2 separate regions of the Mus musculus genome follow, and region 2 is linked to region 1. Evidence: chromatin loops called from intact Hi-C (ENCODE). Cell type or tissue: left cerebral cortex. All regions are shown on one strand. Links, peaks and the distances in the headings refer to the core of each region. The heading gives the core; the rest is flanking DNA. Region 1 holds the start of Fam120b (family with sequence similarity 120, member B). Region 2 has its middle 30 kb from the start of Psmb1.

Region 1 (2,913 bases), core at 155-2,654:
TATGTGGAATGCATCCTTCTTACCAAGGTGGAGTCAACTCAGAAAGTAAATGAAATTAGTTTAGTATCTGCAACACAGAAGTTACAATGCTCTACCCAATGACCAGGCCTTTCTTTCAAATACCAAGCACACCTTGAAGATGGTGGAAATGGGGAGGGGAAAACTGGGACAAGAACACTTGCAAAGCAGCAACATAAGATAAATAGCAAGTTGTAAAGGCTCTATAATTATGAACAGAGGGGTGTTGTATTCACAGTACACTGAAATCAAGGACTCCGAAGCCAAAGCTTGGATTCGTGAACTTTTCATTATCAGTTCCATAAATATATCCAGACTCCAGTTCAGAGATAAGAGTAGAGTCTTTGAGTGTGGAAAATAAATGATTTCAAATGCTCTCCACGTAAGTTTTTTGGGGGGGGCCAAAGGTGTTCACAGATATAAACGTCTGGAAGACTGGCTGAACAGATATTTTTTTTAAACTGGGAGGTGCTATAGTCAAGGTGGGGGCAAGAGAAATAACGCATCAGTTGCTGGTGCCTTTCAAAAACAGGTAAAGAAAAAAGTAGCCAGGCGTTCGTACACTAACCTAATGTCAGTCGAGGTCAGGAGCTATCCTCTAATGGATGGGAGATAGGGAAAATGATGAGAGACATTGGACGTGGGTAACAGCAAGTCCCTAAGGTGGAAAGATCTGAGAGCATATGTAGGCCGAAATCAAACGGATGGTCCCCTCCCCAGAGGAACTCAACACAGCTGAGGCCCAGCCCCTTCGCCTCTCCATCACTTAAGGTCCTACAACCTCCCAACCTGGTTTCCAGTTACCAGTTCTTCCCTCCCCAGCCGCTACCAGAGTCTGAGAGTCTACCTCGCTGGTCCTCAGTGTCCTGCAGCTGGGCTCAGGAAGAGTCTCCACCCCGCTCCACCTGCAAGTGGATGGCTGCCTCTCCCCTCCACCCAGGGAGGAACAGCCAGGACGCAGAGAAGCCAGGATGCGGAGGGGCGTGGCCACGGCGAGGATAGTGGACTTGATGCTGGAAGGAGTCTGGGGTAGGGAGATGCGACAGCAGAGATCCAGGGCCGATTCCCCAGCCTGGCCTACCCAAAGCTCAGCAGTGGCCGCAGACTGCGTCAACCAGATTTCAGACCCACAGTCTACGGCGTGCTCACTTCCGCTTCCGTTATTGAACTTCCGCCCGGAGAAGTGTCTGGTTAGACAAAGTGAAGCTTGTGCTTATATAACTGGAAGTAAAGGACGAAGAGACGAAAGGGATGTAGTACGCAAGCGCTAGAGCGGGAGGCGAAGTGGGTGGCACCCAGGAAGAAGGAAGCTTTAACCCGTTGCCTAGCAACCGGGGAATAGCCTAGGACGCCTGCACGCCGCTGGATAGCCGGACTGGGAAAAGTGTGTTTGTCCCATAGGCTAAGTCTTCAGGCTGAGTGGCAGCCTGCACTAGCACTGGGTGCCTTGCTCCGGTAATGCACGCACACAGGCTGCAGCGGATAGTCACTGGAAACCCTTTTAAATGCCACAGACCACAGCTTGCAACCACGCAGAGTATGGGAAGCTGCGAGGATCCTGGTTTGGTCTTGAATCCCCTTAGGAGTACCAGTACTGAAAGGCGGCACAGCTTGGACAAGGAGCATCAAGGGCCGAGAGTCCACTTACAGAGTTGTCATAGGCAATAATGCTGGTCATTTTATTGGGTGAAGTGGCCATCCTTGTGGGCTACATTCAGGCTGTCTAGTATTTTGGATGGAAATCTCCAATAAGCTAAAGCATCCTTTGTGTCGGTAGCCCCCAACTTGGGGTGCTGGAAACATTTGGATCTCAAGATTACAGTTTTAGCTGTTGAGTCACAGCTTGTGCTAGCCTTATGGTAGAGGGGTTCTCTGCCTTTAGCTTTACAGCTCCAGGATGCGTCCTCAGCTGCCAGAGGTAGCAACTCGGTGACTTTCTGGGACTCTTTAGAGCAGCTGGCGCTTGCATTCAGTAGTGTTTTATCTTTTGCAGTTTCTGTTCTCCTCTATGCTATACTTTCCCAACACTCCCGTAGTCCTTCACAGTCTTAGCACTCCATGGCCTCTACAACAGCCCTCTATTGGTTTCTGTTGGGTGCTGTACCTGTTCTTTATGCAACCGACGCAAGCTACCCTACCCGGGATCAAGACTACAAGGAGGCATCAGTACCACTTGGAGTAAATTTTATTGGCAGCACAGGGGCAACTTGCAGAAAAACAAAGCAAAGCAAACAACCACAACAAAAAACTTTCTCCTGTATACTGCCATTGGGCTGGGGTCACTGAGTAGGGTGATCTAAGAGCCATCTCAAGGTGTCATGGTCAGTTTCCCAAGGCCATGAAACTGCTGGGTGGTGGTTGATTGTAATGGTTCCCCTGACTGAAACAAAGTCTCTGTGGCATCTACAGTTGCCGTGAAGTCTTCTCTGGACATTGGTAGCTAGAATAGAGCAGTAATCATTACAGTTGCCCTGACAACAGGCTGAGGAACCTTCAGGGGCAGCTACTTGATTGACAAGTCTCAAGTCTCCACAAAAGGTGAGACTAAACCTGCAACTGCCACCACCCTTATAGTGCCTCAGGTCTTCAGGGGTGGCAGCAATATCATTCAGTCTTAGAAGGTTTGGGAATGGCGAAAACCATACAATGGCTCCCAATTCAGCCTTCATCCCTGCCTGTCTTGGGGTAGTGTCTCAGTATTTTAGTTACTTTTCTGTCCCTGTGTTATAACATCATGACTACAGAGTCAGCCACCTTCCCAGTGAGGAAATGTGACTGGAGCAGCTGAGAGTTCTCATCTCCACATGCAGGAAGCAGAGTGAGAAGTGGGAATAGTTTCAAGGTTTTAAAACACCAAAGCCTACCCCCTCCCCAGGGACAAACTTCCACCAACAA
Region 2 (2,913 bases), core at 241-2,740, 72 kb before region 1:
TTCCCCCTTAGTTCCTTTCTTCAGTGTCTTTAAAGGTTTTCTTGTAGAAGTTCTGTTGTTTACTTAGTTAAGTTTATTCCAACCAAAATAGTGTGAGTGGAGTGGATAATATCTCTTATATTAAAACTATTTCATCTACAAACAGGAATATTTTTACTTTCCTATTTGTATCTATTTTTTCTTACTGCTCTGAGACTCAAGCACCGTATTGAACAGGAATGGAGAAAGTTTTATTTTTATTTTAGTAAAAATGCTTCAAATATTTTTTACCTTTACCATAATGTTGTTGTGGCCTCGTTGTATATTGACTTTATTATGTTTTGAATTATGTCCCCTATATCCATAGATTCTGTAGCAAATATCTCATGAAGAGATACTGGACTAATCAAAGACCTTTCCTGAATTTATTTGGTTTCTGTCCTTGAGTCTATTTATATGACAAGTTACATTTATTGATTTATACGTTGAATCTTCTCTTTAATGAAGTCAACTTGGTGCTGAATGACGAGATCTTGAATTAGTTTGCTAGTATCCTACTGAGAACGTTTGTATCTGTATTGATCAGAGAGATCAGTCTATAATTTTCTTAATGTTGTCTCTGCCTGGTTTTGGTATCAGTATGATATTGGCAAAAGAAAAAAAAAAGCAAAACCGGTTTGGAAGTTTCCTTCCTTTTCTACTTTATAGGGTGATTTGCAAAATACTGGTCTCCATTCTTGAGTGAAGGGTAGAGATCTATACAGTGAGTACATCTGAACCTGGGTGTTCTTCAGTCAGGAGATTTTTATGACCATGTCGGTCTTGCTGCTGGATATAGGACTATTTAATTTTTTTTCATTTTGATTTGATTTTGGTAGGTCATATACCTATCAATTTCATCCATTTCTCTTAGATTTTAAAAATTTAGTGGAATATAGGTTTGTAAGGTATGTTTTATGCTTTTCTTACTCTTGGTATCTCTTGTAATAACTTCTTTTTTCATTTCTGATCTTACAAGTCTTCTCTGTCTTTTAGTTAACTTAGCTAAGGGTTTGTCTGTCTTTTTAAAAGGTTTATTTGCCTTTTTAAAGAAAGAACTCTGCATCTGATTCTTTGGTTTGTCTTGTACTCACTATTTCTATTTCATGAATTTCTGCCCTTAAGTATGTCTCCTTATCTACTGATTTGGAGTTTGATTTGTTCTGACTTTTCTAAGGCTTCAAGGTGCATCATTAAGTTATTTGAGTTTTCTCTGTTTTTTTATTTTTAAAATTTTGGGCGCTTAGAGATACGCACTTTCCTATTAGGACCGCTATTTGTTCTCGGGTGGATCTCTAGAACTTGTGAATCATCTTTAGAAAATTTTTCTTCCATGACAGGCAAGTATTTAGAACTTCATTTGGAGTGTGGGCTGATGACTGTAAGGCGGATTGTTGGTAAACACCACTGTTTTGAACTGGGACTCCACTGTCACCTCAAGCAGACCCCTGACCTGACTCCTGCTTTGAGATGTGCCACAAAGATGGCTGAGGCCTGTCAAAGGATGGTGGCTATTCCTCATTCATGAATGCCAGGTTCTGTGTCACGCTCCTGGAGGAGGCCACCAGGTGGCGCTGTGGATTTACCTCTGGTGCCCCCACTTTGTGGCGAGCATTTCCTAGGATAGAGTTTAGTTTGTGGTAGGCAGGAAATAGAACTTGAGTCCGGTAGTAAATACTGTTCTTCCTTAACTTGGCAAAAGGACATTTTGTGGTAACTTGTAATCTCAGTTCATGTACATATTAAACTGCAGAGGACAGAAGAAGATAAACTGGTCATCACTGTACTGGATGCATGCGAGGTGTGTGTTTGATCTGGAGGGGAGAGAAAAGAAGACAGAGGAGGAGGAGAAAGGGAACTGACTTTGACACAAAAAGACAAATATCAGAACACTGGATTTATTTGGAGCTATATACTTGTAAAAGATGGGTCTCACTAGGTATATAGCCCCCGCTGACCTGGAACTTTCTATACGTACCAATTTCAAACTCTGAGATCTTCCTGCTTCTGCCTCCCCAAGTTCTGGGATTAAAGGCATGTATCATCAGGCCCTGTGATTGTTTTTTATTTTTTATTTTAATTATTTCTAAAGCAATAGACAGATCCTATTTTTCTTCTACATTCTCAACTCTCCTATTGGTATTGTACCTGCTTTTTAGAGTAGGTTGTTGAGAATCAACTGTGACACCTAGAAGGTAAGGACATGGCTGGGCTGTGGTAGTCTTACCAAATTTTCACGTCATTTAGAATATTAGGAACACACATCTACAGAGCCCAAACATGGGCTAGCTCCAGGTGGCAACTATACCAGCCTGTTCTTCTGCCCTTGGGAGTACAGCTTTCATAGTCTGGAATTTTCTCCCATCATGGCAAAGCCTACACAGGACTTGCTAGCATTTTGCACTCCAGGTGGGGCTCAAATGTTTTAGACTTAGCACAACATCCCCTGGAAATTGTACTTTCTTTGTAAAGCTTCTCAGTAAGATTGCTTACTGTTTGCAGAGACTCTATGAACCACTATGATCCACAAGGAGAGACTAGGAGGAGGTTCTAAGCAGCGGTTGTGGAACGCATGTGAACAGCAAAGCTGTTGACACGATGTTTCTGTTCTATTCTGTAAAGAATGTGTTCGTGCATATAGACATAAAGCAGATGCTTGGGTTTTAAAAACGTTCCTCTATTTCTTTCTTATTTTTAAAAAAGATTTTATTTATTTATTTATTATATGTAAGTACACTGTAGCTGTCTTCAGATCTCATTACAGGTGGTTGTGAGCCACCATGTGGTTGCTGGGAATTGAACTCAGGACCTCTGGAAGAGCAGTCAGTGCTCTTAACCGCCAAGCCATCTCACCAGCCCTCGTTCCTCTATTTCTTTATCGTGTAATGAAACATA

What was found. Hi-C counts contacts between places; a loop is a spot of excess contacts. Peaks named below come from ENCODE experiments on the same cell type or tissue, not always from the same donor. Only the 100,000 strongest peaks of a DNase experiment are listed, where the experiment ranks them.
Region 2: it touches region 1 in a loop (2.9-fold over the local background); 6 of 42 quality-filtered maps call a loop at or near these places.

Annotation. Positions count from the first base shown.
Region 1 is chr17:15,394,513-15,397,425 of GRCm38, reverse strand. Fam120b (family with sequence similarity 120, member B) reads right to left here and starts at 1,180. Exons shown (of 11, transcript NM_024203.3): 1 at 866-1,180. In left cerebral cortex, for the core only: no CTCF peak of the experiment used is centred there; a DNase peak (open chromatin) is centred at 1,241; H3K4me3 peaks cover 1,595 bases; H3K27ac peaks cover 1,054 bases.
Region 2 is chr17:15,466,555-15,469,467 of GRCm38, reverse strand. No RefSeq gene overlaps it. Among named protein-coding and RNA genes, the nearest start is that of Psmb1, 30 kb to the left of the region's middle. In left cerebral cortex, for the core only: a CTCF peak has its summit at 1,578 (motif pointing right); a DNase peak (open chromatin) is centred at 1,565.